Linked DNA regions of Homo sapiens: region 1 is linked to region 2. The links are chromatin loops, found by intact Hi-C in ENCODE. Cell type or tissue: MCF 10A. All regions are shown on one strand. Each heading gives the region's core, and the rest is flanking DNA. Links, peaks and the distances in the headings are about the cores only.

The links. Hi-C counts contacts between places; a loop is a spot of excess contacts. Peaks named below come from ENCODE experiments on the same cell type or tissue, not always from the same donor. Only the 100,000 strongest peaks of a DNase experiment are listed, where the experiment ranks them.
Region 1: it touches region 2 in a loop (5-fold over the local background); 5 of 110 quality-filtered maps call a loop at or near these places.

Annotation. Positions count from the first base shown.
Region 1 is chr7:28,287,739-28,304,430 of GRCh38, forward strand. It overlaps a transcript of CREB5 not described here. Among named protein-coding and RNA genes, the nearest start is that of JAZF1, 120 kb to the left of the region's middle. RefSeq lists enhancers at 3,068-4,035, 4,036-5,003, 5,004-5,969 and a silencer at 3,832-4,126. In MCF 10A, for the core only: CTCF peaks have their summits at 9,350 (motif pointing right) and 11,359 (motif pointing right); DNase peaks (open chromatin) are centred at 9,383 and 11,353.
Region 2 is chr7:28,398,285-28,414,976 of GRCh38, forward strand. CREB5 (cAMP responsive element binding protein 5) reads left to right here and starts at 14,234. Exons shown (of 11, transcript NM_182898.4): 1 at 14,234-14,633. The coding sequence starts at 14,631. RefSeq lists silencers at 10,626-10,920, 10,889-10,958 and an enhancer at 14,231-14,320. In MCF 10A, for the core only: no CTCF peak of the experiment used is centred there; a DNase peak (open chromatin) is centred at 7,597.

The sequences.
Region 1 (16,692 bases), core at 5,069-13,068, 110 kb before region 2:
TCAAGAATTTTAGAGACAGCAACAGCAGAGCATTTATCCAAGTGTGGCTCCCTCTGAGCCCAGGGCCCTGTGAGACTGCATAAGTTGTAGGCCCATGAAATGGGTCTGTGCTGTGGGTCCTGTCCATAGCAAAGACATTGTCTTTGTACAGGGCAGTGATTAAGAGTGTAGATTCTAGAGTCATTAGATCTGGATTGAAGTCCTTGCTTTGCTAATTACTAGCTGAAAGGCCATAGGCAAGTTACTTATTTTCTCTGGGCTTTAGTTTCTTCACCTGTGGAATGGGGAAAATAGTATCACCAAACCATATTAAATGAGCTAAGATATATGTAACATGCTCTGGCATAGTATTGCCCAATAAATGTTTGCCGTGTGTGTGTGTGCATGCATGTGTGCATGTGTGTGTGTGTGTGTGTGTGTGTGTGTGTGTGTGTGTGTGTATTGTCCTACATTGTCCGATTGCCTGTAGGCATAGCATTCACATCTTTGAGGATTGAAGCTCCATCATTTTTCTTTCTCTTTCATTTATTGAAACAGCTTTTGTGTGTGTATCACAGTTGTTAAGAGTTAACCTGCTCCTTCTCAATCCCAAGAATTTCAAATGATACATAAAATCTTCATAATTTGTAACCACAAGTAAAAGTCAAATGCTCTAATTTACCTGCATCTTGAAGCAGTGTGGGTTAAAGGCACTAGAACAGCTTGGCCTGTTTTCTGTTTCTTGCTCTATTACCTGGTCTGTGTGGTATCACACAGAGTACTTCCCTTTGCTCTCTTTCCATTGCACAATGTATGCTATGTAACATTTCTACACCCTGATCTTTTCAATATGATATTTATTTAGTTATAGGTGCTATAGAAACAGACAGATCAAGGTGATAATCATGTCTCCAAAACCAGGCTGGTGATGAAGAGTGGGTCTGACCAACTCCAAATTGAACCCATTTTGAAGAGGGCTTTCCTGAAGGGAGAAATGCTCCATGGCTCATTGGAAGTGAATACAGACTTGTCAGGACTATGGCCTTGGAGCATCTGCCAGTGGTGCTGAGAAGACAGAGGTCAGGGACAAAAGCCTAAGCCAGAATGAAGTCTGTACCATTTAGTTGTTGATTGACCAAGTCCTTCCCTGGGCCTTTTCTTGTCACTTAAGACATCAGGATACTATTCCCTGCCTCAGATGGCTGTAATAAGGATTGGGAAAACATAAGGGAAAGTGTTTTGTAAACATAACCATAGCTCCTATAGTCTGTCACGATCTCAAGGAACAGCTGAGGAATATATGTCTGGCAGGTGAACAAAAATCAGTGCTTGTAATGATTCTTCCTTCAGGAGTCCCAGGGTCCAGAAATTTGCATATAAAGGAAACTAGTGACTTTGTGATTCAGAATATTTATACCATGAAACAAAAGCTGGTGCTCTGTAGTCAGATAGACTTGGATTCTGGTCCCTACCCAGCCATTTACCAATCGGGTGTCTTTGTGTAAATTGCATAAACGCTCTCAGTCTCAGCTTTCTCTTTGGTTAAATGGAACGAATAACAGTGCCTTACGTGGTCATAGGATTGTCCTTTTACAGTTAAATGAGATAATGCAAAGCCAACCACTTGGTGCTGTGGAATTGCAGCTTGCAGACCACATTTTGAGTGGAAGAGTCTAAATTACATACAGTGACAGGGGCAAGTTACAGTTTGTTATGACCAGCCCAGCAAGCATTTTTCCAGGAATGATTTGGAACAATCCCATCACCTGTGGAACACTCACTTTGGCTCAGAGAGTCAAAAAGAGTCTTTTAACTTTATTCCTTCACAAAACAAATTAAAAATCAGTAGCCACGGATCATTTCCAAGGGGGCCTTTAAACACTTCTTGAAAAAGAGCTTGGCATGGCTTTAGGCAGCTTTATGCAGGTTTTAGCTGCATTTTAACCTATAAAAACCAACTTATGAATCTATGAAAACCACAGTCAAATTAGATACATTTCAAAAATAATTGAGGTCAGAAGTAGCTCTTCTAATTTTCTTGGGCCATTACAGCATTGGATTATGAAAGAAAATTGTGACTGTGAAATTGAGGCCTTCTCGGGGTTTATTCTGAAGACAGCCAAGCTCGATCTTTATGACCATGGCCTCAAAGCAGTTGAAGCTATTCTCTTCTAATATTTAATGTTGTGGTACTTTCTTCAGATCCCCCATTCAGGATTGAGGGGCTCATCCCCTCAACTGCCAAGAGCATGTTCATAGCTGGGTTTGTCCTTGGGAATGGCCCACTAATGGAAGAGAGCAGCCTTGACAAGGTCATGCCCATCCAATGGTGGGGGGAGGGGAGGGCTGGTGGAGAGGGAAGAACTCAACTTCTTGCCTGTATTTGGGACAACACTGAAGGGCTCCAGAGCCCCTCGAGCGATCTGTTGAAACCTTTATTGTAACTGCATCTCTGTTCAGTGTTACTCTCTGTCCAACCTGCCTTCTATAGATACTGTTTGTGTTACTCCCAGTAAACCCCTTACATAGGGAACCTGACCTAAGATACTTCTCTAGGATTACCTTCTGAGACTTCAATAACCTAAGACCAGTGGTCTCAGCTTGGGATAATTTTGGCACCTACGGGACATTAGGTAAAGTCTGGAGACATTTTTGGTTGTCACAAATAGGGCGGCAGTGGGGAGAGGGTGTTACTGGCATCTAGTGGGTAGAGGCCAGGGATACTGCTAAACATTCTACAATGCACAGGACAGCTCTGATATGGTTTGGCTCTGTATCCTCACCCAAATCTCATGTCGATTGTAATTCCCAATGTTGGGGTGGGGACCTGGTGGAAGGTGATTAGATCATGGGGGCAGATTTCCCCTTCCTCTTCCTGTGATAGTGAGTGAGTTCTCATGAGATCTGTTTGTTTAAAGGTGTGTAGCACATCCCCCTTCACTCTCTCTTCCTCCTGCTCCAGCCATGTAAGACTTGCCAGCTTCCCCTTTGCCTTCTGCCATGACTGTAAGATTTCTGGGGCCTCCCCAGCCATGCTTCCTATACAGCTTGTGTAACCATGAGCCCATTAAACCAATTTTCTTTATAAATTACCCAGTCTTAAGTAGTTCTTTACAGCAATGTAAGAATAGATTAATACAAGCCCCCACAACAAAGAACTATCCACCGCACAATGTAATAGAGTAGAGGTTGAGAAACCCTGGATTATATATGTTTTGATCATGGCTCTTTATTTCCAAGTATAAGAGGGAAGATGGAAAATAAGTGTTGTAATTCAAATTATCAAATAGTGCTTAAGGTGAGAAGAAAACCTATGATCATGAGCTCCAGCTTCCCTCCCCCAGCCTCATTTCTTCTTTCCATGTGGCTGTTGACTCCAGATACCAGTTTGCTCTAAAAATGCCCTCTGCAGTAAGGCCCCAGAACTTCTCCTATTGCCAATTACAGCAGACAACACTGGAAAATATGAAGCAGCACTTCTCATTAATAGTGTTTCTTTGCTTCCTTTTTTTTTGTTTGTTTTTAGAGACAGGGTCTTGCTCTGTTGCCCAGGCTGGAGTGCAGTGGTGCAGTCATGGCTCACTGCAGCCTCAAACTCCTGGGCTCAAGTGATCCTCCCACCTCAGCCTCCCAAGTAGCTACGACTAAAGGTGTGTGCCACCATGCCTGACTAATTTTTATTGTTTTTTTTTTTTTTTTTTTTTTGTAGAGACAAGTTTGCCCTATGTTGCCCAGGCTGGGATAGTGTTTTTTAAATGAGGTTTTTCCTCTGTCAATCTGCTTCTGCTACCCCATCCCCCTGGCTTTCCACATCAATAATGACTCTACTCACCTATTGCTTTTTGGGAAGGAATTTTTCATTAACTAAGAAATAGCTGATTTGCTCCTTGACTTAGTGCTGGGAGGTCTCATGCTTTCATGAACTGGAGCTATTTCTTGACCCAAATCAGGCCAGACTGAGTTTGCATTACAAACGTGCCACATTCAGCAAATAGTTGACATTGCAGACTGTGATTTGCCTTTGAAGGCCAATGCTGACTCCCCGAGGAATCAAAGCTTTCACCCCAGTGGGGGCCAGGCAGCTGGTGACTTCTGCATACTCCTCCTCTCCCATTTGTTCAGGAATGAGACACACTTGGGGGCTTAGACTACGGTTCTCTGAATTGTTTTCATTCAGAGGGTGAGGTGGGGGAAAAATATGTGGTGGCAGAAAATAAATGATGAGTCCTTTTTTGCGCATGTCAAGTATGAGATACCTATTAGCCATGAAGTAGAGAAAGTGGGTGAGAGGAAATGAGAGGTCAGGGACAGAGAGAAAATCTGATTGACATTGAACTGCCTGTGGGATAGAAGGAAAACTAGTAGATTGTAGGGTTAAGGACAAAGAGGGGAAAGTATTTTAAGAAGGAGGAGCTGTGTCTAATGCTGAAGAGAAGTTTTAGTAAAGTGAGAACAGAGAAAGAAAGTTAGATTCCCAAACTCAGAAAATTAAATGAGAAAGGAACAGGCAGCTAGGACACCCACTTGGCGATGGTAAGAGTTTGTGCCTTGGCTGCAGTATATTGATTAATAACAGTCTGCTGAAATGGTCTGTAAAGGTAATTTTGAACACCCTCTACCACTGTCCCCTGCCTTCACTTCCCTCATCTCACCCCAAATTGCAAGGCCCTGAGCTTTTCATCATTACAAGAGTGTTTAATGCCCTCACCTAACTAATCAAGAGGATTCCCCCAAGTGAAACAGAAAGGGAGACGTGACAGAACCATGGCCCTGAGTGATTTGTGCTCATGGTCCCTTGAGTTGCCTCCTTTCCACACCATGCCCTCACTACATTGGTTATGGGCAGGGCTGTTAGACATGGCGGAGTGGCAGAGCATTGGTATGAAGCCACTTTACCTCTTTGAGCCTTGGTTTATGTTAAGGGAGAGTTTGGGACTAGAGGATCTTTAAGGCCCCTTCAGGCTCCAATATTGCATAGATCTGAAGTGGTTCCATTTCATTTACCAGCAGTGAAAAGCAGCGTGCATTCAGCTGTTCCGTCAATTTAGTCAAAGCAACACATTTCCCCTTCTTGAATTTACCTTCAACAGAGGGGGAAATGTAGGCGGCATTATTCCCAGCATGTAGAAGCTCTGTCTGAGATTCTTAGTATTGCAGGGTACATTTACTTTTGCTAATGATCCCTGAAGCTGACTGGTTTCAATCGTGTGATTCGAGCAAAGCACAGACACTCTGATTTGCAATAACGATGCCGTGAAATCAATATCGAAAAACCTTGGGCTATATGAAACTGCTGCTACTCAGTGAATCATACTAGGCAATATTTCCTGAAAGATAATGGGTTTCAAAACCAAACATAAATCTTCAGTGACAGGTTGGCTATTTGTCATGTTTTCTGGTGGTGGAATTACAGCAGCTTCAATAAAATCCATTTGGTGGTTGGGTTTTAGATTAATATCTGATACAATCATGGTCTTAGGGCCACAAGAAGTAAAGCTTAGAGGGAGGGAAGCAAGTTTGCAATTATTGTAGGGTTCTAGTACCCCTTGTGCCAAATGTTGGCACAGAAATTGCTCAAAAATTACAAAAAAGCAATACAATGTGGGACTTTGAATACTAAGCACTGTAAAGTGATACTATATTCTTGAAATAGTAAACATGTCTTCCATATGTGGCTAAGTGTGCCCAAGACTGCCAACTGTAATGCAAAGCAAATTGATTTGCAACTGTTTTGTTCTCAACACTTTAACTCCTGGCTTTCCATTTGACTCCTTGACACAAAATAATTAACTCTACATTTTTCTTGACTTAGCAGAAATATTTTCCCCATGACAAGGAAAATGAAATTGATTTTCTGATTAAATGACTTCAGTTAGTCCTTCTGAGTTAATATTGCTTCCCTGTGACCGATGAGTCAGCAACATTTATTGAACCCCCACTGGGCAAAAAGTATTTACAAGGTGTTACATGAATCTATAAGAACAATAACTTTCTGGCCTTCCTAACCCATCCATGTTTGGAATTAAGCAGCTATTTCTGTCTAGATGCCAGGTTGACACCTAATTCTCTCAATATTGTGGAGAAAGGGAAGGTTGTCTTGACAACAGTGTGGAAAAAATCAACTTGAAAAATTTATTTAACCCAAAACTGTAGTCTTAGCAATTGAATGTGGATGCCAGTTCTCTTGGTAATTTAGGCCAGTATCAGGATGGATACCTCTTTTTAAAACAATGAATAAAATGATAGGTAACATAGTCACAGGTTACAAAAACTAGGAAAGTACAAAGGATACACAGTAAAAATCCTCCATCCCATCCCAGTCCCTCAGGTGCCATTCCAGTCCCCATAGGTGTCCACGGTCCCCAGTTTTCTTTTATGTCCTTCCAGAGATATGAAATGCATAAACAAGCAAAAACATAAAGAATATTTGTTTTTTATTTTATTTTAATATGAATAGTGACATACTATATACATGTGCTTTCCAAATAATAATATTTATTGGAGATTCTTTTATAGCAGCACAAAGAGAAATGTTCCTGTTCTTTTTAATGATCCCCTAGTATTCCATTGCATAGATGTACCATGATTTATTTAACTTGTTCTCTATGGTTGGATTTGTTTCCTGCCTTGATTTTTACAAGCAAAGTGCAATGGATAACTTTGCATAAATGTCACCTTTCTTATACACTAGCATAGCGACAGGGGAATAAATTACTAGAATTGAGATCACTGAGTCAAAAGGTATGCAACATGTATTTAGCGGATAAATGGAAAGATGAATGCATGGATGAATGGAGGCTGACTTGATGTAGATGATTTAGTGTCATTTTAATTTACATCTCTCTTATCAAAAGTATACTTGAGGCCGGGTGCCGTGTTCATGCCTGTAATCCCAGCATGTTGGGAAGCCAAGGTAGGCAGGTCACTTGAGGTCAGGAGTTCGAGATCAGCCTGGCCAAAATAGTGAAACCCCATTTCTACTAAAAATACAAAAATTAGTTGGGCGCGATGGCATGCACTGTAATCCCAGCTACTTGGGAGGCTGAGGCAGGAGAATTGCTTGAACCCGGGAGGTGGAGGTTGCAGTGAGCCGAGATCACGCCACTGCACTCCAGCCTAGGCAACAGAGTGAGACTCCATTTCAAGAAAAAAAGTATACTTGAACATTGTGTCATGTTTCATGTCTTCATGGGTGGCAGTTTCCCTAAAAATTACAAATGGAACTATCATATGATCCAGCAATTCCAATTCTGGATATATTCATACATTTTCAATTTTGATAAACACTGACAGGTTGCCCTCCACAGGGGCTGTATTAATTTATTTTTCCACCAACAAGGTATGAGAATGCCTATTTCTTCATATCCACCCTAACATAGCATGTAATAACATAGCATGTTAAAGGTATGTCAGCCATGGTTGGGTGCAGTGGCTCATGCCTAAAATCCCAGCATTTTGGGAGGCTGAGGTGGGTGGATCACCTGAGGTTAGGAGTTCGAGACCAACCTGACCAACAAGATGAAACCCCGTCTGTACTAAAAATACAAAAATTAGCCAGGTGTGGTGGCAGGCACCTGTAGTCGCGGCTACTTGGGAGGCTGAGATGGAAGAATTGCTTGAACCTGGGAGGTGGAGGTTGGAATGAGCCGAGATTGTGCCACTGCACTCCAGCCTGGGCAACAGAGCGAGACTCTGTCTCAAAAAAAAAAAAAAAAAAAGTATGACAGCCTTTTTTGACTTTTGCTAATCTGAAAGTGGAAAATTGTATCTTAATGCTTTCGCAGTGTTGGGAGAAGGCAGATCAGGGGCTGGATCTAGATAGAATCCAGGTCTACTGTCTTCTAGTCCAGAACTCTTCCCTCCAGAGTCTCATACAGAAGTCACAAACAACACACAGTAGGCATGCAACGTATGTTTACTGGATAAATAAAGAGGTGGATGCATGGATGGAGGATGATTTGATGTAGATGGAATGGTTAGTGTCATTTTAACTTATATCTCTCAAGTATACTTGAACATTGTGTCATGTTTCATGTCTTCGTGTATGGCAGTTCCCCTAAAAATTAAAAGTAGAATTACCCTATGATCCAGCCATTCCAATTCTGGGTACATACCCAAAATATTTAAGGCTTATAAAGACTTGAACAACTATTTGTGCACCCATGTTCATAGCACCATTATTTCAATAGCCAAAAGGTGAAGGCAACCCAAGTATTGATCAACGAATGAATGAATAAACAAAATGTATATCCACACAAGGGAATATTATTTCGTCTTAAAAAATGGGAAGTCTGACACATACTATAACATGGATGAGCCTTGAAGACATGCTAAGTGAAATAAACCAGTCACAAAAAGAAAATATTGTATGATTTCACTTTCCAGAAGTACCTGGAGTAATCAAATTCATAGAGATGTAGAGACAGGCTGCGGAATGGGAGGATTGGAAGTTAATGTTAATGGGTATGGAGTTTCTGTTTGGGAAGATGAATGATTTTTGTGATTGTTGTGTGGGTTCCACAACACTGTCAGTGTGCTTAATGCCACTGAACTGTACACCTAAAATGGTTAAAGTGGTAAGTTTTGTATTATATATATTTTATAACAACAAAAAGTGGGGATATTGAGTTCTAACAAATATCTTTTCAGCATCTATAAAAAGGATCATGAATTTTCTCTTTTGCTGCAACTATATGATGAATTAAATCAACAGATCACCTAATATTGAGTCTTTCTTGGCATTTCACAAAATAACCTCAACCAGGTTATGGTTTAATTATTTTAAAATGCTGTTGGGTTCTTTTTACTAATACTATATTCAGGATTTTAAAAAATTGAAGCCCATAAATGAGATTGTTTTGTTTTTCTTTTGTTTTCTCTTCCTTCTTTCCTTCCTTCTTCCCTTCTCTCTTTCTCACCCTCCCTTCTTCTCTCCCTTTTTTCTCTCCTTCCTTCCTTTTGTGCTATGTCTTCTATTTTTCTCCTGAGTCTCTCCTTAATAGCTACAGTATTTTTCTCTGACTCAGCTACACCATTGCCAGAATATTCCAGCTATATTTCTACTTAGTCACAAAATTCTGAATGTTTTATCCTGTTGATAAATTATTTCTATTTTGAATAAAAAATACATCCTAAGGAGAGACTGTGAGCTTTTCAAATGATGTTGCTATTTGAGAAATTAGATGACAGTGTTTTGAATCATATTAACATATTTCACGAGCATTTGTTGGTCACCTTCTATGGGCCAGTGACTAAATTAGATGTGGGGAATAAAAATATGGCTGAGATAAGACTTTTGTTTGGTGGAGACAGAGGAGTAAACAAGCAATTGCTGTGCTGTAAGATAAGGGCTATGAAAGAAGCATGTTCAAGGTGCACAGTAGGGGGCGCCTGGGGGCCTCAGGGAAGACTTCCTAGCTGAATCCTCCACCTCAAATCTTGTTTCTTATAGTATATGCTTCTTCACCTAAACTCAGAATTGGCACGTAGCCTCATGTCTGGTAAAATCTCCCTCTTCTACTTATCCAAGGGTTGTCCCAAGATCCAAAATACTTCTGGTGACTGTTTGTACCTTCTTTGGATTCATAGACTTCTCTGGAGATAAGCCTCCAGAAAGTGGCCTGCCCAAGGACACACAGACAGTAAGTGGTAGAGTCAATGAAGGACTGATTTACTGTCAAAAAACAAATGTGCTAGGTTCCCATTGTGTGCTGAGAACAGGCTCTGGGGATGACAATGGAGAAACTGGAGCGGAGCCCTTCTGAGAAGGACTTCAAGATCCTCAGGAAATAGCCAGACCTGATGGTGTGGGCCTCTAGTCCCAGCTACTCTGGAGGCTGAGGCAGGAGGATCACTTGAACCCAGGATTTGGAGGCTGGGACTATACCACATCACTGCAGTCCAGTCTTGGTGACAGAAACAGACCCTGTCTCAAAAAAATAAAATAAAATAAAAAAATAAAAAAAAATTCAAGAAGTAACAAAGGTCTTTGCACTACTTACCTAGTGCCAATCTGGGTAATTGTGTTTGTTCAGTCTTTGTCTTTCTGCTAGGACTGCCAACAAAAGTATCAACGCTTGCTAAGTGGGCCAATGTTGTGTTCATGTCATTTTCTTAGGTTTAAGCTTGCTCTCTCTGCATTTGTGCCAGGGAAGATTTGCAGCTCCTATCACTTTAAAATGTCCCCTGGAGTTACATTTTGTTAGATCTTGAGCTCCAGCAAGATTCTCTGCCAAACTTAGTACAGTCTTGGGGCCTCTTGAGTTGTGGAAGCCGGAGGTGCGCCATCTGCTTACTTTAAAATCACAGTGAATGCTGTATGGAACTGGTTATTTTCAGTTCCTTTTTTTTTATTTCCGAATTTTATTTAAATTTCAGGGGTACATGTGCAGGATGTGCAGGTTTGTTACATAGGTAAACGAGTGCCATGGTGGTTTGCCACACAGATCATCCCATCACCTAGGTATTAAGCCCAGCATCTATTAGCAATTCTTCCTGATGCTCTCCCTCCTCCCCACCCACCTTCCTACAGGCCCCAGTGTGTGTTGTTCCTCTATTTTCAGTTTCTATATAACTTTCTGTTCCTTAGACATTTGTTTCTTGGAACCTACATCTATAAGAAGCTTAGCTATATTTCATATTGAGTATTTTTCCCATGAGTGGAAATTCTAAATTGAAAAAAAATCAACTAATCCTACACACAATTCTGTAACAGTGTAGTCTAGGTAAAATGCAATACTAGAATGCCATTCAAATTCTTTACCCGAGAATTAGCTGCAATAGCCAGAAACTAATGTGGCTTTTCAAATATTTAGGTTTAGCGTAATTATAAATGTACATAACTAATGATTCATGAACTCTCAAATTATACATCTGCGTTTGATTTTATGTTGAAGTGTTTTTAAATCCTCAGAAAATGATGTTACCAAATGTTTCTGGCTCACTAAATGTTCTATTTAAAAAAATTCTTAATCAAAGGCAAAGACTCATCCGGCACCTTCATATAAAATTTGATGAGTGGGAGATACATTTCTTGTAATGTAAATGTAAATGCATCCGGCTGAAGGAATTCAGAGACAATCTTCTGGAATCTTAAACACAATTAATAACCCACCAAGATGATGATCACTGGTGTTTTATATTCCTTCTGAGAAAGGCTATAAGACAAAGCATGGATTGACTGAAGATGGAAATACATGTGACAAAGTCACAGTGTGAATGGACAGGTTAGGTCCCCCATCCCATCATCGTCACTGTCTTACCTGACTGCTTACTGCTTATCATCCTGACGGTGCAGGATTCTTCCTTGGCCAGAGAGGATTTTGCTGGAGTCAGAAATTCAACCAACCGTATTGCCACTGGGTGGCACAATTGGAAGTCTCTAAAGAGGTCTGGGCTTTAAAAGGGCCTCTCCCTCTGTCCGAAGGACTGGGATTTATAAATACTAAAGCTGCCGGCCATTGTGATTGCTTTTACTTTGGGACTGTTTATAAAAGTGAGGGAGTCTGTGGCCTTTCAAAGAGTGTGGATTTCACATTGGAAGCCTCTGTGTTGTTATTCTATAGGAAATTAACTGGAGTATTTTTTAAGTTTGTCTTATTTTTGATCTGATGAATCCAAGGAGTGGAGCAAGAGGCAGATTTTGGACACGGTTATGAGAATGACAGAAACTGCCTAAAGCATTTATGCTCTGGCATTCGTCCCTGTTTCTGGAGGTCCAGTAAGGTAGGCAACAGCCATGTGTAGCTATTTAAATTAAAATTAATTAAGATTGAATAAATTAAAAATTCAGACCCTCAGTCATACTAGCCACATTTCAGTTGCTCAACATGTGGCTACTAGCTACCATATTGTACAATACAGATATGGAACATTTCCCTCATTGCAGAAAGCTCTAGGCAAGGCTACTGATATTCTTTTGTTATTGTCCTCAAAAGAATAGACAAATACTGGATGTTTTTTGCTCATGCTACCTGAAAACCTTAGGAAGTGTTATTCACTAGCATTGATTGTGCAATGTGACCCAACAAACATTTATTTAACATTTACCCTATGTTAGATAGATATATTTTGCAATGCTGCAATGTTGTGTTACCAAAGTTTAGGAGCCAGGGCAAACTAATATACACATTGGATAATGTGTTTGATGGACATCAACATGGTCTTGAAATTGAATCTACATGTTGCGTATTGTAAGAATCAATCTATACCACTAAGATTTTGATAATTAAATGTAATTATTCAGTCAGTCCTAATTTCTCCGGATCCATTTTTGTGTAATGTGTTGCCCTTTTCATCCTGTTTTCCGTTTTGTTATTTATACTGCTTTTTAGCTTTATTTATTTATTTATTTATTTATTTATTTATTTATTTATTTATTTATTACTACCTTAGGTGTTTCATTTCACTCATACAGGGAGGGATGCTCACCTTGTCAAACTGTGACCCTCCATTACCCGTGCAAGGATTGCTTGAACTAGGCTTCTCACCTTCCTCATATGGTGCTAGTTCTCAAGTTTTGGCTCCCATTGAGAATATCACATTTACACACTGACTGAATGGGCTGTGAGAAGATAATTTGCTTGTCTAATATTTGTGTCAACATTCAGGAGTTTTGATTACATTTATATGCCGTCAAGGCAGCTTGGTGAAAAATGAAAATTTCAGGCAATTTTGTCCTTTTCTCAACAGAGCGTATGTCCATCTCCAGGTGGCTGGTGTTGGGTGGACAATAAACAGATTCAATTCTACAGTTATTGAACATGTCTATGTGCCATGCCCCTGTGCGTAGTACCTGTGGGGACAAAGGTGCATTCAAAACAGCCCATGCTTTTGAGGAGTTTTCATACTAGCAGTAAAAAAAATACACATTTAAACAAAAATCCCAGTGAACATTTCCTGTTGCCAAAACGTTTTGAAACCATGGATAGTCTGTGCCGAAACTGGTTGAGCATTAGTGTGTGTGATTTAATGTGATGAAACACATTTCACACGGAGTTAGGGAACTAATATGATTTTTTTATAGACTCATCTTTCTGTAGGACAGTGGTTATCAAACTTGGCTGCACATTAAACTCTCACGAAGGGCATTTTTTTAAAAATACTACTCTTCAGGGCCAACTCCTGAATAGTGGTTGTCAAAGTATGGTCCACAGACACACAAAACCTTGGAACTTGTCATAAATGCAGATTCTCAGGCCCTGGTCCAGACCCCTGACTCAGAGACTGGGTTTGGGGTCCACCAATCTGTGTGTTAACAACTCCTTCAGTGATTCAGATATTTAGAAATTTAAGAACCACTGCTCTAGAGACTGTGATTTAATTGGTTCACAGTAGGATCTACATTTTGATCTTTTTAAAGGCTCTTTTTAAAGGTGACTCTAATATGTAGACAGATTTGAGAACCACCGCTCTAACAGAAAAGTTGCTCAAGCTTACTTTTTGATTAGGAACTGTTCAGGTTGGTGTGACGTCAGAGAACCAGTTATTTCAGCTGTCCTTGGATTGTGGTCAACCTGTCTGGCAGGGATTTTCATGCGTTTCAAGTACATGAGGGGAAGAATCCACTCACTCTAGACTAGTGTGTGTGGGAGCAAACTTTAGTGTTGACCAAAACCCATTGGGAAATAATTCCTAAACTGAGGTAGACGAGTGCTACTCAAACACAAATGTTCATACAGATCACCTGGGGATCTTGTTATTATACATGCAGAGTCTGCCAAGGTAGGCCTGGGCTTGGCCCGAAAGTCTGAAAGTCTGCAATTCTAACAAACTCTGAGGTGCTGATGTTGTAAGCTCTGGAACTTTGAGCAGTGAGTTAGAAATTATGACTCAGGTCCAACCCCGGATATACTGAATAAGGATCTGCATTTTAATAAGATCCTTATTGTCTAAAGGGACTCTATATTCTAGAAAAAGAGAAAGCATTCTCATCTCTGGAAGACACAGCCTGGCTATGAATTTCTGTTGTCTGTATTGCCAGTCCTAATCTTAGAATTAATTGTAGCTTGTCTGATTCCAAATGTTTGTTCTGTTGTTTACAGGTTTGTTTTGTTTAGCTCAGAGGAGGAGGATGCACAAGGCATATTCATGTGACTGAGTTCCCGGGGTTACTAATGTGACAGAAACAATTGTTTAAAAAGAATTTCTTTGGATTTGATGTCTATTCTTAAAAAATTTCACCTTGAGACAAATTCTCTGGAGGTTTGCCAAATAGGAAAAGTGACTGAGTGAAGTCAGAGCTTTGATATCTGGAGAGGGTGTTTTAAATGGAAGCTACTTCAGAAAATAATAAGCAATTGGGTTGGAAATTGAAATTCGTTAAAATAGATAAACTCAGAGAATATTTGAGTGGCCTATGTGTCATCAGAAAAGTTAATTTCTTTCATAATAAATGTGGTATATTATTTAAGCTAAAAATAACAAAATGTGAAATTTCAGTATCCCTATATATCACATTAAAATATTAATTCTCTAATTTTAAAGCACCAAATAAATAGCTGCATCACATTAAGTATTTCATTAATAATTTGAGGGTTTTTTTGGACTGATTTTTGGTTTCTACTGAGAAGACATACCCATGTCAAATTAATTTCCAAACAAACATTTATGCAATTCTCTAGTGAATATTACATGTTAAAAATCTGCCTTAGTTCAAATGATTCACACATGTTAAAGCTGAAATTGACAATGGACTTTAATGTGTTTTTGTCATGTTTACTGTTTGGAAATCAAACTACATGGAACATAATTATCTAAATTGCAGGATTTTAATATGATGAATTCATAGGATTTAGAGCTGGAGGAGATATTAGATTTTGAATCCAATCCCTTCATTTTGTATGTGGGGAAGCTGAAAGCCAAAAAGTTTTCATGCCTCTTCCAAAGTCCCAGAAAGGAGGATTTAGGGTGTGATGTGCTGGGGCCAAAAGAGGCAGGCAAGGCCATGAACGTCCTGCTCAGGAGCTTGTGCACGCCCGCTTTCACCTTCCATGGAGAGCCAGCCCTCTCTCCAGCATGGAAAACAACCACTAAAACACCACCTTTAAAGACCAATGTGGAAAATTACTTTAGGAGAACAGAAAACCACATCTGTTTGGCTTTGGACCCACAAGAATTACATAAATCACCTCTTGTTTGCCCACCAATTATGGTGATTAAATTACTATAAAAATCAAACTTGAAAGAAAAGCAATGCTGTTCACAGAATGATGGCGGAATATAGGGTTGCTCTCCCATCACCCCTCACCAATATTTTTAAGAAAATTCAGAGCATAGGTCTATATTGCTAGTCCTAATCTTGGAATTAGTTGTAGCTTGGGAGGTGCTGGCAGGAGAATCGCTTGAACCTGGGAGGCAGAGGTTGCGGTGAGCCAAGATTGTGCCATTGCACTCCAGCCTGGGCAACAAGAGCAAAACTCCATCTCAAAAAAAAAAAAAAAAGAATTAGTTATAGCTTATCTAATTCCAAATGTTTGTACAATATATGTTTAGTAAGCAGACTACGATGAACCTTATTTATTTGGGTAAGTGCGATTGGTTCTGGACTGCCCCAATTCATAGGCATAATTTTTGAGGCCAGTTGAAAATTTGGGCCCTCACTTAAATGTTGGCACAGTTAACTAAGACCCAATAGAAAAACAAAGTAACATATGATTACATTTCATTTTACAAGATAAAAGCAATAAAACATTAAGAAATACTATAACAATAAATCAAGAGGGGGAAATTAGCCAGCCTTTATCTAGTTAACATTTGAGGATTTTAATGTAGAGAGGCTCTTACCTCTGGTTTTCTAACTTTGCCGATGTAAAAATACATGAACACCTAATAAATGCATATGTGCTTTTTGATTAGGTTGCTTCACACAAATATTTGCATGGTTGCTGAAGATGAACAGGAATTTTATATTGTGTTGGACCTTCTATGAGGCAGTAAAATAATAGGATTGATATAAATATCTAGTTTTGCCTCCCTGTGGCCAATTTCTTACTTTCTAAAACTTTATGGATACAATCCAAAATATACACATGTACATACATATTTAACTTAATGTTATTGCAGATAAGAATTTGAGAAATGTGGACCTGATTAATGTTAATGGGATTTTATAGTATTTTTTGCACAAGTGTTCAAAAATAAAATTTAAATATATGCAAAGAAAAACACACATTTAATTTACATTGGCAGTAAAAGTGGAATAAAATAAATATAGTTTTAGAATAAAAATCAGGCAACCTTGCTAATAAGAGAATAATAAATAGCTCAAAAGAACAGTTGCTTTTTTATGATTCCAATATTTCCATTTGGAATGCTATAATGTGGCTCAAATGTATAAATTAAACAGTGTTATTCTAGTACCTAATGATAGCAAGAATAAACATAAGGCTTCATCCTGTTTTCTTTATCTACAAGTCTTCTATTAAAGATGTGAGCCTGGTCTCAGGGGAAAAATAAATGAGAGTCCTGGCAATTTTTGCGTGTGACCAGAACATAGAAGAATATCATGGTTTAACCATCCACCAAACTATTATTTAAATAAATGAAGATTTATAAGAAAAGAAAATGAATGTATATATTTGGCTCTGTCTCAATCATAGACTTATAGTACAAGAGGATATGTGAAAAATCCATCTAATGACAGGTATGTGGAAAAATGTTCTTCACAAGTAAGCAATTTCCATTTATAGTAGATATTTCATTTTCTCCCTTTTC
Region 2 (16,692 bases), core at 2,803-10,802:
TGGTGAAGGAATAGCAGCCATAGAATAGTTCCAGAATAATGGAGGCTTTGTGGCAAAGGTAGACATCAGGGTGCAAGTCAGCCTTAGCACTGCTAACTTAGCATCACTTACTAGCCTGCGGGTAGTTCTAACAACTAAGCAAGAAGGCCAGGATGTTGTGCTAAGCTGATGAATCAGTTTACAAATATGAACCTTTGCTATCCCATATCAATGGAATCATCAGGGGCTTCAAGTTTAAAAATCATTCAGCTTCCTATACTGCTATTTCCATAGCTAATAGGGAGAATATATATTGCTTTATAGCAAATCGCATGCTGGACTTAGTGTCTTTCTAAACTGTATATTATGCCCAGATGTTGAAAAGTCTTCTCTTGAAATTAAAGTAAATTTATGCAACTATATTATTTGGTAAGATCAGACAATTAATATTATTATTATTATTTTTGAGACAGGGTTTTGCTCTGTTGCCCAGGCTGGAATGCAGTGGCAGGATCATGGCTCACTACAGCCTTGGCCTCTGAGGCTCAAGCGATCCTCCCACCTCAGCCTCCCGAGCAGCTGGGACCACAGGCATGCACTACCACACCTGGCTAATTTTTAAAAAATTTTGTTGTAGAGACAGGGTCTCACTATGTTGCCCAGGCTGGTCTCAAACTCCTGGGCTCAAGCAATTCTCCTGCCTTGGCCTCCCAAAATGCTGGGATTACAAGCATGAGCCACCGCACCTGGTCTAATATTTTTTCTTCCCGTCTGATGTTCTATTATACATACCTATCATTATGTTACCATTTTGCAGTTGCTAAACTAAGAGCACGGGAAAAATTGAAGGGGCCAGGTAAGATGTAACAGAGAGCTGATATAAGAGTGGGGAAGGCCTTTCTAGAATCATGAACCCAAGTATTGACATCATAACAAAAAGTTGACTATATCGAAATTTAAAAGTTCTATATGGCAAAAGACAGCATAGACAAAGCTAAAAGTAAAAAGACAAATTGGAAAAAAAAAAATCTACAAAATAAGTGATAGGAAAATGGCTTCAGTCAACAGCCAAGGCAATCCTAAGCAAAAAGAACAAAGCCAGAAACATCACATTACCTGACTTCAAACTATATTACAAAACAGCATCATTCTGGTAAAAAAAAAAAAAAAAAAGACACATAGAGCAATGGAGCAGAATAGAGACCCTGAAATAAAGCCATACACCTACAACCAACTAATCTCTGACAAAGTTGACAAAAATAAACAATGGAGAAAGAATATCCTATTCAATAAATAGTGCTGGGAAAACTGGCTAACCATATGCAGAAGAATGAAACTGGACCCCTACCTCTTACCATATACAGAAATTTGGCCTGTCATAGTGTCTCACACCTATAATCCCAGCACTTTTGGAGGCTGAGTAGGAGGATTGCTTGAGCCCAGGAGTTTGAGATCAGCCTGGGCAACATAGCAAGACCTTGTCTCTACTAAACATAAAATTAAAAAGTACAGCTGGGCGTGGTGGCTCACGCCTGTAATCCCAGCACTTTGGGAGGCGAGGTGGGTTGATCAATTGAGGTCAGGAGTTCGAGACCAGCCTGACCAACATGGTGAAACCCTGTCTCCACTAAAAAAAATACAAAAATTAGCTGGGCGTGGTGGCAGGTGCCTGTAATCCCAGGTACTCGGGAGGCTGAGGCAGGAGAATCCCTTGAACCCAGGAGGTGGAGGTTGCAGTTAGCCGAGATAGTGCCATTGCACTCCTGCCTGGGTGGCAAGAGCGAAACTCTGTCTGAAACAGATACACACACACACACACACACGTTTTGTGGGTAGCTTGCTCAATAAAGCTAAATAATGTTAAGCAGGAGGGTGAAAGGAGAGACAAAGTGTCTTGAAATAAAAACACAGCAGAGCATGATGGACAATGGGGATTCTGGAGTCAGGACTAGGTTTGAAACTCAACTTCCTTACTTATTACCTGCGTGACCTTATTCAAATTACTTAGCCTCACTGAGCTTCAGTTCTCTCATTAATAAAATAGTAGTAATCATACCTTTCACCCAGAGTTGTCAGGATTAAACATGATGGAAGATATAACAGGCTTGACCCAGAGTGGGTGCTCACAAATAATAGTGTTCTTTCCTTCCCTTCAGACTTTGACATAGCATTAAATAGCCACAGCAGTCCTGAAAATAGATGCTTTTGCTAAACAGCACAATGTCCCAGTGTACTGTTTATACTGCAGTCTCTTTAAGTGTCAAGTAAGGGCATTGTTATGAAAGCTATAGGCAGAATATTTTAAAACCAGGAAGGGGGAGGAGAGCCAGGTAGGGAAGCTTTATATTTTCTGATATCCACAGTGGGTAATATTCAAGATTCAAATGAAGTTCAGAGTAACTTCCCAGATTTTAAATATTCTGTGTCATGTAAGAACGAGGAGGAATCGCTGATCAATTAGGTTTAAAAGCTACTGAAATTCTCAAGAATCATTTTAAAAAGGTACTTATAAATGCCCCTAAAGAGATGAGAATAACCTTCCCCATCGGCAGTACATGAGTTAAATATGTGGTTAATGATGATACAAAAAGAAGTGCTATGTGAAATATCAGTTCATGTGAGATGATGCTCAATATTAATTTATGGGATATCAATAATGTTTTAGTCTAAATGAAACTTCCCTGTATATAAAACATTCCTAATTATTGTTAAACCATTACTTTCCACTTACCATTGATCTTAAGGAAATGACTAAAATTTTTGGAGTGTGCTGACACGGCACTATTATTCTGGGTCATTATTCAGAGCAGGTGTCAATCTCTTTCACTTAATCTCAAAGCAGAAAAAATAAAGACTAAGTAGTTTTTCCTTTAATCGAGTCGCTTTCAAAGAAAGAAAAACACATTAAGATAAGAGCAACTTTTATAGGGATGTTAACATGCTAATACTCTTTGAGATAGGTGAAGCTTTTGATTTTCAGCCAGGTTCAAGAGAAAACATTAAATTTTATAGAGTAGTGAATACAATAATTCCCTATAGAACCAGGTCAAGCCATTAGCAGCCAATGGTCTTCCAGATGAGGTTCCCCAAGCTTAAACCAGGTGATCTAGCTGTCTATTGTTATTTTTTTTTTAATTAATTAATTTTTTTAATTTTTTATTTTTTTATAATGTAAGTTCTAGGGTACAGGTACGCAACGTACAGGTTTGTTACATATGTATACATGCGCCATGTTGGTGTGCTGCACCCATTAACTCGTCATTTACATTAGGTATATCTCCTAATGCTATCCCTCTCCCCTTTCCCCAACCACGACAGGCCCCGGTGTGTGATGTTCCCCATCCTGTGTCCAAGTGTTCTCATTGTTCAATTCCCACCTATGAGTGAGAACATGCGGTGTTTGGTTTTCTGTCCTTGCGATAGTTTGCTGAGAATGATGGTTTCCAGCTTCATCCATGTTCCTACAAAGGACATGAACTCATCCTTTTTTATGGCTGCATAGTATTCCATGGTGTATAGTGCCACATTTTGTTAATCCAGTCTATCATTGATGGACATTTGGGTTGGTTCCAAGTCTTTGCTATTGTGAATAGTGCCACAATAAACATACATGTGCTTGTGTCTTTATAGCAGCATGATTTATAATCCTTTTGGTATATACCCAGTAATGGGATGGCTGGGTCAAATGGTATTTCTAGTTCTAGATCCCTGAGGAATCACCACACTGTCTTCCACAATGGTTGAACTAGTTTACAGTCCCACCAACAGTGTAAAAGTGTTCCTATTTCTCCACATCCTCTCCAGCACCTGTTGTTTCCTGACTTTTTAATGATCACCATTCCAACTGGTGTGAGATGGTATCTCATTGTGGTTTTGATTTGCATTTCTCTGATGGCCAGTGATGATGAGCATTTTTTAATGTGTCTGTTGGCTGCATAAATGTCTTCTTTTGAGTAGTGTGTGTTCATATCCTTCACCCACTTTTTGATGGGGTTCTTTGATTTTTTTCTTGTAAATTTGTTTACGTTCTTTGTAGATTCTGGATATTAACCCTCTACTTGAAAGTTCATGTGGAACCAAAAAAGAGCCCGCATTGCCAAGACAATCTTAAGCCAAAGGAACAAAGCTGGAGGCATCACGCTACCTGACTTCAAGCTGTATACTACAAGGCTACAGTAACCAAAACAGCATGGTACTGGTGCCAAAACAGAGATATAGACAAATGGAACAGAACAGAGCCCTCAGAAATAATACCACACATCTACAACCATCTGATCTTTGACAAACCTGACAAAAACAAGCAATGGGGAAAGGATTCCTTATTTAATAAATGGTGCTGGGAAAACTGGCTGGCCATATGTAGAAAGCTGAAACTGGATCCTTTCCTTACACCTCATACAAAAATTAATTCAAGATGGATTAAAGACTTAAATGTTAGGCCTAAAACCATAAAAACCCTAGAAGAAAACCTAGGCAATACCATTCAGGACATAGGCATGGGCAAGGACTTCATGACTAAAACACCAAAAGCAATGGCAACAAAAGCCAAAATTGACAAATGCGATCTAATTAAACTAAAGAGCTTCTGCACAGCAAAAGAAACTACCATCAGAGTGTATAGGCAATCTACAGCATGGGAGAAAATTTTTACAGTCTAGTTGTCTCTTGTTAAACAACATTTCAAAGTTGATACGCACCTGCACCTCCAATCCAAGAGCATGGCATTTTTGAGTTACACCTGTTAGGATTTCAAGATGTGATTCTGAAAACTAAATCATACTAGGGTTAATAATTATACAACCACTGGTGTAAAAATGCATTTGTATGTCAAGACTGGAAGGGTAAAGTGTGATGGCTTCAACTAGAACATCAGCTTGTATAAAATTGCTCTGTTGCCCACAGACTCAGTGCAGATTTGTTAACCTAAAGGTACCATCTCCTTCAAATACAGCTGGCTTATGCTAAGACTCAAAAACTGGACTCAGGGCCAGTTGGATTGATTCCTCCATCTAACCCACAGAACTTCAATATTACATCTTATATGCAATTTTATGTAACTAATATTTATTGAGCACATTCTAAATGCCAGGCACAGGGCTAAGCACTTGACATGAATTATTTTATTAAATTCTCCCCAAAACCTTACAGGGCATAATAATATCTAAGACTATTTTTTCAGTAACTACTAGTGTCAGACATTGTTTTAAGCATGTTACATATATTAACTCACTGAATCCTTGCAGTATCCTAGGAGATAGATGCTGATATTATCTCCATTTTGTAGATGAAGAATCTGAACTTCAGAGAGGTAAAAAAAAATTGGCCCTGATCACACACCTAGTAAGTGACAAGGCTACGGCTGTCAAATCTCTTGCTGTCTGCTGCCTTTCCTCTCAGCATGTGAGCATGGAGCTGGGGGTCTGGTGGATCCTGTCAATCATATGTCTGTGGGCAGCACCTGACACATAATTTTTGAATCCAGTGCTAACTGAAAATGCAGGGCCTCTTGTTTAAAAGGCAAGGGAAAAGTGCCACCGAAGATAATAAATAGAAAGTTTTTTCTCTCTTGCAAAGTCAGTCTCTTGACTTGTCATGGTATGTTTTATTTGCTATTTAATGTCACTTTAAATAGCAAAAAATTAAAATGTTACATTATTAGCATTAATTTTACTGTTCATCTTTACATCCTGCACTGCTAGTTTTAAATGTAAATATAAGATCACTTAACTTGTATGTGAAATCACTCAAATCCCATAATTTGTATGTCATGGCCCGTACATACATATGTATTTTGTTCTTACCAGAACGTGGATACACTGTACAAAACAAGCTCAACCACCTTTATTTCACTTCTTGATGTGCACACGTTCTGCCAACTCTCTGCTTTCTGTTTACTTGTGATGAGGAAAGATGGAAAAGAAAAAGAACTATGGGCCGCCCTATCTTTCTCTTGCCTTCTATGTCATCATTTTCAGTGTATGTGGTTGCCTAACACAGGGGCCTAATGCAGGTAAGATAGGGTTCTTGGTTGTTTATGTTTCTTGGGATGCCATTGGTTTTTTTTGCATCCCAAGAAAGTTCTGGTTTGAAAGGAAAGCGTGACCTCTCAGGGCTGTCAGCCTCACCTCTCCTCTCCCATCCCACTCAGTCAGAGAGATCATGAATTTACCTTGTATTTGATTTGAGTCTTGCTGGATTTCCATGCACCTTGGGTCCACTGGAATTTGGTGCTCCTGAGGCATCATGAGCAAGAAACAGCAGACATGCCGTGATCACCAACCTCCTCATGCACATGCTCCACCAGGCTTCTTTTATAAAGCATAAGTTCAAAGATAAAATTATTAAGAATTTCAAGATGGTGACAGTGAGCCTTAAACCAAATATGGGACCATTCTGAGCATGAGATGAGGCCCTGTGTGACCAGGTATCACAGGCCATGAAGCCAGTCCTGTCTGTCTGGAATGGCTTTTGATTAACCAGGCACAGAGTTTGCATGGAGGCTGGTGGCTTTTCCTACTCACTGCCAATCTCTGGCTTGTTCTCAACTTTCCTGATTCTTGCATCCTCAAACCAACTTGTGCTCAGGACTACCAAAGTATGGGGTGCCTTCAGGCAGGCACTGGGACAGGCAACAGCAATGTGGGTTCTTTTCTCATCTCTGCCATGCCCCAGCTGTGCAATTCTGGGTAAGTTACTCAGCCTTTCTAAGAGTAAGGTTCCAGCTGCCTCACAGAGTTGTGAAGATTAACAGAGAAAATGCACATAAATCCCTTAGCTCAAGGGTTGGCACAGAGCAAATGCTTGGTAAATGTTAGTTAACAGTGTTGTGGTTTTCACAGTTTTGGATGCATTTTGCAGTTTCATTTATTTGGAAATCTTTATCCCTTCAAATAAGGTAATGAAGAAACCTGGTGAAGACCCATTTTAGAAGGGATGGAAACTTCCCAATGGGACGATAGCTAGATGTTTAACCACAAAATGGGCTTCAGCAGCATCCCTTTCCCCATCACTGTTAATTTAGTTAAGAAAAGCCTAAAATAAAATTTTGGAAGTGGGAAAAGGTCACTCTGAGTGATGTGGGCAGAAGGGATGAGGAGAAGCCTTCTCTAGGGATATGTTCATCTTTTTGGGAAGCTGCTAGAGGATTGGTCTCTTTTCCTTTTTTTGAAACAGGGTCTCACTCTATCATCCATGCTGGAGTGCTGTGGCGCAGTCACTGCTCATCGCAGCCTTGATCCTCCTGGGTTCAAACAATCCTTCCATCTCAGCCTCCTGAGTAGCTGAGACCACAGGTGCACACCACCATGCCTGGCTAATTTTTAAAAACTTTTTGTAGAGACGCTCAGGCTGTCTATGTTGCCCAAGCTGGTCTCGAACTCCCAGGCTCAAGTTATCCTCCCGTCTCAGCCTCCCAAAGAGCTGTGGTTACAGGTGTGAGCCACTGCGCCTGGCCTTGATCTCAAGCATATGAACTTTGGGTCATATTTTTGAGTGTCTCAGGCTGACCTCTTTTCTTCTCCGTCATCAGCTTCCTCCTGGATCCCTGCCCATCTATGAATTCATTAAACTAGAGTCACTCAAAGGATGTGTGTGTGGTGGTGGTAGGTGGGGAGTTCCCCAGACGCTTGCATCAGAATCACAAATGCAGAATCCTGGACCCAATGCCAAACCTTGGAACTAAAATCCCTGGGGACGTCTGACTCAAGAAACTGACTTTAATAAGTTGCCTGGGTGTTTTTTGCTTACTCCACTAAGTTTGAGAAGTTCTTTGGGAGCCTAGGAGCTGGGAAGAAAGAGACCATTTTTTGTTTTCTGACTTCAGCACTGGGCAGATCTGCTAATGTTTGCCGAATGTTGGAGAAATGACTGAACCCAAAGTACAGAGCTAAAGAATTTCTTCCCATCTGAGGCCTCTTGGGATGGTTTTATTCAGGCCTGATTAAGCACTAGTAAGGCTGTAAATGTCTTAAAATACTAAAATTCTTCCATGGGAGTTGGTAAATACCTAGTGCTTCCCCACTGGCCCAGCTGCCTAGTCCTCTCCCTTCCACTGCCCAGGATCCAGCAACTAAAGGTCTCCCAGGGGTCTCATCTATTCTCATTGGTCACTGCAGGTGCCAGTCAGCTCTGCATAGGTCCAACCTCTCTGCCACCGCCAATGGTACCTCGGGGGTTGGCTGTGTCCAGCCTATACTCCTGTTCTGTGGAGGGAAATGGGATGAGCATCGGGAGAATCTTGGGTGGGTGGTACCCCAGCCAGTTTACCTTGGTTCTGGTGTAAGCGCCCCTGTCTCCACACGTCTGACAGGCCACAATGGATGGAGTCCTGGTGGGTGAGAGGGCATTCCTAGTGGTGGTGCTGGCACCCCAGGGGGCAAATGCCCCAGGCCATGGCCACCGCCAGTGGAGGCACCCTTAGAGATGCTCTTGCATAGCTGCTCTCAGCAACTGCAGCCTCCATGAAACTCTGGCTCTGAGAAATCCTGGGAGAGACTGAGTGAGCATGAGGCAGAAATGTGAGTCCACAAACACAGGGGCTCTGCCAGCGCATTTGACAGATGAGAGGGCTGCTTGGTCCAGATGACACATGCAGAAGGCAATGTGGGGCTGGGGGAATTATGGGGTAAAGGTTCCCTTTTCATTTATTTAGTTAAGTTTGTAAAAAAAAAAAAATCACCAAATGCCCACCTATCACAGCATTAGCCAAAATACCTTTATTAATAAAAAGAGAGTGAGTGCTTCCATAGTACTTGCCCTGTGCCAAACACAATTCTTTTTTTTCTTTTTTCCTTTTATTTTTTTTGAGACAGAGTTTCGCTCTTGTCACCCAGGTTGGAGTGCAATGGTGTGATCTCAGCTCACTGCAACCTCCGCCTCCCAGATTCAAGCGATTCTCCTGCCTCAGCCTCTCGAGTAGCTGAGATTACAGGCACCCACCACCACACCCAGCTAATTTTTGTATTTTCAGTAGAGACGGGCGTTTCACCATGTTGGTCAGGCTGGTCTCGAACTCCTGACCTCAGGTGATCCACCTGCCTCGGCCTCCCAAAGTGCTGGGATTACAGGTGTGAACCACCGTGCCCGGCCCCAAGCACAATTCTTAACTCAAGTAATAAAATTCTTAACTCGAGTCGCTGTAGTTATCATCACCATCCTCATTCATAGTTGAGGCAACTGAGAACCAGGCGTCAAGTAGCAGAGCTAAAATTTGAATTCAGGCAGGCTGACACTAGAATCTACACTAATAAATACCTCTTCTTTTCTTCAGTTTACATTTAGAAATGATTTGTGTGTGTGTGTGAGATCTGGAATATGTAAAAATCTCAGTCTGTAATATGACAGCTAGAAACCTTTTGCATGAAATTGCAATGATTTTATTTCTACAATAAGTAGAAAACTCAGTGATGAACTCTGAATAAGGCTGTGAGGATCAAACAGTCATCAGTCCCTGTGGTTTCAAGGAACACTAAAGGGCAAGGGGCCACTTAAACACTTAAAAACAGAAACAACATGCTAAGCTCTTCCATTTAGTATGTCAAAACCAGCTCAGAAGTATGTGACAATCCAGGCAATGTATTACAGTTTCTAGCCAGTCCAGTCATGATTCTCTGGCAAACTGCACCGTCATGGTTGTGATGCATTGGGATGAGAGGTACTATATAAATGTCAGATGTTACATAAATGTCAGAAATGATTATTGTTTATTAACGAGGGCTAAACTGTTTCTAAGCAAAGCTCCATCTCCCAGCCAATGTGTTCTTAGCAGAGGTTCCAACCACCAATAACCCACAAGAAGGGAATGCTTACCCCTGGCTCTATGAAGGAGCCCAGTTGGGATCTGGGCTTGAAAACAGGGATTGAGTTGGGCCCAGTGCCACCCCTTGCTCATCAAGTGATCTCAGGCCAGCCCCCAACCTTCTGGTGTCTGCCTTAGCTCACCTGTAGAATGGGAATAATTATAATACCTGTCCTACTTCTGGTACCCGGGTTGGTGTGAGAAACAAGGGAAATCACGTGGTCGCAAGCGCTTTGTAAGGTGTGAGGGGCTGCGAGGTTGGCATTGGTCGTCTAGAATCGGGCTGGATTTAGCCTATGCCTTCTCTTTGAATCCTACTCAAAGGGAGAACTTCTGAAAGGAAATTCAGCAGGGGGATGGTGACAGTGATGGTGACGGCCGGATACTGGAGACGCCAGGCTCCTCTCGCTGCAGACCAGGCGCCCGGATCCTGCAGTCTGGCCCTGGCTCTGCCGCTCCCCAGCCCGTGAGCTTGGGCCAGTTACCGAAGAGGCTCTGGAAGTGACAGCCAAGGGCCCTTTCGGCTCTGACGCCGTGTCTAAATCAGGCTCATCACTTGGCTCTAGCTGTGATTCACCTTTCGCCTTAGGAGCAACTCTCCCTACAGCTTCTCAGACGCATGAAGCAGGGGTCCCGCGAAGGGTGGGGCTGTGTATTTCATGAGAGTGTGCACCATAAGGAAGTTATTCTCCTGGAGGAGGTGAGATGAGGGGGCGGTGAAGAAGGGGTGACAAGTGAGTGCTCTGAAAAGCCAGGATGCAGGGAGCACTGAAATGAGGTCATGACTGTCGCAAGCAAAAAGGAGCTGGACATCCTCCGGTGGGGGAGGGAGGAGCGTCCTGCATTTCTGTTTGCAAAGTCTTTTCCCACATCCTTCAGCATCCCCCTCCCCACCTCTCCCCTACCCCCATCCCTACACCTTTCAAACCCCATCAGGCCCTCCCCGCAGAAGAGCCCACGCCCGCGCCTCCTCCGTGGTCTTGTCTGAAACCATAAGGATTGTTTCCAAGCTGACTCACACCACTAATGTCAGGGAGCCGTGTCACACGGCGCTGGGCTCTGCAAGCTGTTGCTTGCGCAGTCGCCCCCGCCGCTGCCGCTCCCGGGCGGGTGCACCAGGGTCCGCGCGGGCGGGGCGGGGTCGGGGCGGGACCGGGGCGGGGCCTGCCCCCTCGACGCGCCGGCCCCGCCCCTCGCTCCGTCCCTCCCCAGCGGACCGCAATGATTTAGAAGTTCAGGAATCCCACGTGACGTCACCGGGGGGGTGATGTAATGCACTCTAAATAGAATGTATTGTAATCTTTGCTCAGTCCAACGTGGTCCCTTCACCCGGGCTCCGCTCTTGCCTTCTCCACACTTGTTTGGTAAGTTCCTAAAAATACGGCTCGGCCACTTCTGGGGCTTTTGCATTTAGCCACTTTTGTTGCACTTGCCGCAGGAGCCATCTCGGGAGTGTACTTGTTTGCAGGGGTTGGTTCTCGGCAGCAGCCGCGAGGTTACTTGGTCCAGTGGGCAGGTCACAGGGCAAGGAGTAGGGAAGATGCGATGCATTTTTTTCTGGAGGGTGATCTGTGTTTGTAAACATTTTGGCGGACCAGAGGGAAGTCCGGCCCCGAGTGCTGGTAGACTGTGGAATTCGGCTGTGTCCTGAGGCCACCCTAGAGACCCCGCGCCGCGTGAGTGCCGGAGCGCTCGGTGGCCGCCGCGCCGCGCGCCTGGAGGGATGCTAACGTGGAGCCGGCGCCGAGTCCGCCCGGCGTGCGTGCGTGTGTGGGAGCGCGCGAGTCCCCTGACGCGGGGACCAGTTATGAATCGGGGGTGTGTGTTTGCCTCCAGAGACCTGGCAAGGTGCGGAGCCCTCCAGAAGTGCGGTCAAGCGGCAGCGGAGACGGCGAGCCAGGAACCTCCCCCCGCGTCCCCAGCTTCCCAGCGTGGCGGCGGAACCCCCGGAGAAAGTTTGCAAACTTCCAGCGGGCGCGGCGAGGACGCCGGGTCACCTAGGGGGCGGGTGGGCGCGCGCGCAGGGGGCTCGCTCTCCCCGGTGCGGAGCTGCAGCTGCCACCTCTCCCGCCGGGCTGCCGGCTGCAGCGGGTGGGCGCGCGCCCGGGGAGGGGAGGTCGCCCTCGGAGGGCGCTTGGCTTTCGCTCCAGGCGCTCCGGGCTGGAGAGCGGCGAGGCTCCGTCCGCTCCAGTCCACTCCTCCGGCCGCCTCCTGCCTCCGCTGCTTTCTTGCTGGCATCGTTACCTCTTCCCGGCCGCTGCCCCAAATGACAGCTCCGGCTCGAGCTTTGGCGGCGCCCAGGCAATTCCCAAGACCTGGCGGCGGAGTCTCCCCCTGCGGCAGATTCTCGGCAGAATCACTTGAACTTTTCACGAAGTTCTTAGAGGGGCAAGATGCGAAGGAAGGAACCAAGGAGATGTTTTCTCTCAGCAGCTGCATCCCGCTTCTTCTTTGCCATAGATTTATTTTTAAGGGGCGTCTGGTAGATAAAGCCCTAGACCTTGTCCACACTCTCACCCCCATCCCCAACTTTCCCTGGACCGGTGCCGCCCCCACTTGATGCTTGCTCAAGGCCGGGGACTGGAGCGGGCTACTTGTATATTTCGTTGTCAGTCTGCAGAATGTGTTTGATTTTTATTTTTCCCTCCTTCTCTGACATGTGTCAAGGAATAAAGACTGGATACAGGTCCATTACGTCATTCTGCAGGCCAGTAAGTGTTTGATTAACGGCTTGAGCTCCTCAAGGGTTCAGGAGCTTAGAATGCTGACAAAGCAACTCTGCTTTGCATCCCCCTACCCTCCCCACAACACACTCGTGCAATCGCCGGCTCCCTGGGCATCTTTATTGCCCTCTCTTCCCAGCCCCTCCCTCTCCACCACTCCCCCGTCTACACCGTTATCACTCTAGCCCCGCCCCCGCCTTTTTACAGCTTTCCCTGGGGCGAGCACGGTCCCTGGAGTGTGGGTAAAAGCTTCTGGGGTCTGAGGGGACCACTGTACCTGATCAGCGCGCAATCCGCCCTTTTGTATTATTTAAGAAAGGCACCAGTAAGCCTTCTCCTCTAGGGCGAAAATGCTTAGTCCTGATAGAAAAGGCAAATCAGGAAATGTTTGCAAGCGTTATGATAATACTCTGTCCTCGTGGTGGTGACTTAGGAAAGCAATACACCCACTGCAAACAAAGTATTTCACTTTACGTAGTGCCTGCCCTTTAGCAGAAGAGGGATGCTGACAAAATCAGGTTTAGCTGAAAGGATCAAGACTAAACGTTTCATTTCCAAAGTGAGGGAATGTGAGTCGTTGAACCTAAACTTCCATACAATAAATTGCTGCGTGCGTTAGTTTCTAGCTCTTAACCTTAAGTTTCTATGTTGAAAGAGGAAGTCGAATACGTAAGTCATTGAACTGAGTCAGAACCTCCGTATCTGGCAGTTGAAATAAAGACCCTGTGTATGACTTGTTGCAAGGGATCAAAGTAAAAAGAACCCTCGGTGTGGGGGGTGGGGGGGTGGGGGCGTGAGGGAGGTGTGCAGCAGAAATTAAATTTAAAAAAGTATTAACAGAGTTTTGGATAGAGGGAGAGAGGGGATTGGAGTGGTCCCTGATTTGGAGTTGGTGAAAACTAAATAAAGAAAAGTTTATATTGCAAATATGTGGGAATTTCTTGAAGAACACATGTTTTCTTATAATTAGATCTACTTTCTTCAAAGCGAAAGCCATGCTGTAGGGTAGGCATTTGTGAAACTCCTGTCTGGGGTCTAATTGACATCCTTCCCCAAGTCTGTGGCAGGATTTAGTATTTATTCACATCTAGAGATGAAATAGTGTAACCTCCACACAATATATGTGCATCGAAAATGTTGAACTTCTTGTTTGTGATGCATAGACTTAAAGGAAAAAAAATGGCCCAGTCATGGGCACTGGAAAGTGTGATTAATGATCAGTGATTTAGTGATCAGTGATTAGTGGTTTTATTCAAACTGTTACCTCTGACCAGAAGCACACATCAGAGGATTAACAGGCTCTTTAGATAAATGCTCATTAGTGGAAGGGGAAAAGCAAAGATAATAGGCATGCACCCAGGGACAACTTTCGAAGAAAATCATTCCCGTCTTCAGAATAATAAGCTCTATTAACAGAAAGCCCTTTTAATTTAAAACTTGCTTTTATCTTGTAAATCAAAGTTAGATGTAAAAGTTTGTAGTGCCATTATAACCTAAATTTTCCCATATCCACTAGATGTGGATTATCTCAGTAGCGATATTTTTTTTTATTTAAACAAACAATTGGACCTTTAGAGCAGCTGAACCCTGACAAGTTCTTAACTCCCAGGGTTTGAAAGTGTCCCCCCTTCTAGCATGGAGATTGCAGCTTGCTAACTAGATGGCGCACTGTTATTTGGTGTTCTCTGCTGCGTAGCGCAGGAGTATAAACTGAGCATGTAGCTGCTTGCGAGGTGTTCTTCAACATTTACAACAAAGTTGATTCTGTGTAGGGTTGGAGGCTAGACAGTTCCACAAATTTTTAGTCACATTTTCCATGTCAGTTAAATCTAGGGAGTTCAAGACTACTGGAAAAATTAGTCTCATTACTAAAAGAAACTTAGAGAACGAGGGAGGTACCAGAGTCTAGGAGGTACCTCTGGGTTGCAGAAGTAATTGTAAAATACCAGACCTGTTCTTTTTACTAAAAGCTAGTTTCACTATCTTCTGGTCTGAAATACTGAGGCAAATACTCAAGACTTATTTTCTTCCTAATCTTGCTGGTGAAACAGAAGTTACTAGAAAGAAAGGAAGAAAAAACTTGATTTGGTGACTGCAGGAAGCAACACGTTGCTGCTTTTATTCTACAGATAATGGTAAGGATGATGTTTATTATGCATATTAAACAGAGAGAAAACTTTGCACTTAGTTAAATAGAACCAATGTTGTATTTTCATAGATGGAATTCAGAAATGGAGTTTAGATTTTGCACAAAATTTTAATGTTGCTTTTGTCAGTTTCCTGGGACTTATAGCATTTTATGTGGAAGGATGTGTGTGTGTGTGTGTGTGTGTGTGTGTGTGTGAATAAGACTATTATTTCCCAGGTAAAATATGTTCAGAAGCATATGAACTACAGTGGGGAAGCTATGGAGCATGTTAAGTAATGTGTCAAGCATGAATTCCCCTTTCTGTGAGGTTTCATGAATCACTTCAATAAGTATTTAAGTTTTAATAAGAAAGTTCTTGAAAAAGAAACCTAAAAATTAAAAAAAAACAATAAAACAGTTTTCCGCATTCAAACCTAGATGTGTATGCCCCTGAAGGATGATTCTATGGGTTGAATATCAACTATTACTTTAGTTCTAAAACTTAAAAGAAGAAGTATAATAAAACTCACTTGTGTCTCCCCAGAAATGTTTCTCATTTTCCTTTGCTTATAGCATTTTATATGGATCTCTTATTTTTAAATCCTTACTGATTATAGTGGTTTTTATTTTTCAACTTAACTCATAGTAAACATATTTGAAAATATCTCCAAGCCCACTATTTTTAATGTAAATTGCTGGTGCCGATAAATTGCCTGTCAATTAGCGGTCAGTCGTGACCTTATATAGTTGATACCTGAGAAGATAGTTTATTAGAACATTCCAACAAAAAATTGGAAACCATGCCCTTATTTCTAGATCTCTGTTATGTCACAGCTTTTATTTGAATAGGTGGCTAAATGAATGGTAGTTTGTCACAGAGACTTTTCCTGCATAGATTTTCAATTCTAGTAAGTTTAAGATTTTTGTTACAATGATTTGTCAGTTTCCCACACCTGCACATTCAAAACCAATCAATCATGGAGTTTCCATGATGGCAAGTTCCTAGACTCCCAATTTCTTACTATAATCTACTTTTTAGCAATGAGGTATCACAATCCTATAATATTTTCTTGTCATTGGAGTTTACTTCTTACTAAGCTAAAAATTATTTTGTCGGTGTGTAGTGTTCACTAGATCACTAAGATGTGAACTTTGTATTTGTAGTTCATTTTCTTCTGGTTATGTTGTTGGATTAAAATTGGGATTTGAGTGGACTTATTATTTTTGTCATCTTTTCTTTCTTCTCCTTCTCCTTCTCCTTCTTCTTCTTCTAAGCAATGCAGTTAGTCACAAAATTAATGTGATCCTGGCTGGTGTTTCCCATCTATATGCTTCTTTTGCTTCTTACAAATTGGATTTCTACAGCAATTTAAGGTCTTTTTTTTTTTTAGAGGCAGCTTTCTTGGATGAAGATGGAACAGTGATCTCAGTCAATTCATTATCTTGTCCACTTTGACTACCAGCTGTATTATGGGAATCAACCAATGCTTAATTAGTGTTTAAAAATTTAAATCTATGACTATTTCTCTGAATTCTATTTAAGAAAATTATACAATTGAGATAAGGTAATAAACTGGGGGGCAATTGCCTTAAATATCTAAGTGTGAGGAAGAAGCACTTTCAGATATGCTAAACAGACTTAAAGACACAGAAGACCCTTTTTGTGTTGCTATTTGTAAAATAAGTAAGCTATCTATTTTGTGGCAATGCTTTAAATACAAAGTCTGGCACTTTAAAAATGACATCATGTTTAATGTTTTCACTAAAGAATTATTACATTTCGTAATTAGGAAAAAAATGAGCAATTAGTGTTTTTTGAGTATCCATTAGTATTCCATTGTTGAGAATCACAAATCATAGATTTAACATAGGAATTTTTTTTTTTATAAAAAGAGAGAAGCCTTTTAGAAATTTCCAGATAGTGATAGCACTCTTCCAGAAACCCCACTAAAATTTTTGAAGCTCTTATTGAGGACTCTGGGACTGTCACAGTAAAAGATAAAGTTTAGGATAAATTCTTGAACCCATAAAAGATATTATATTGACATTTCAATATTTCTTTTTTC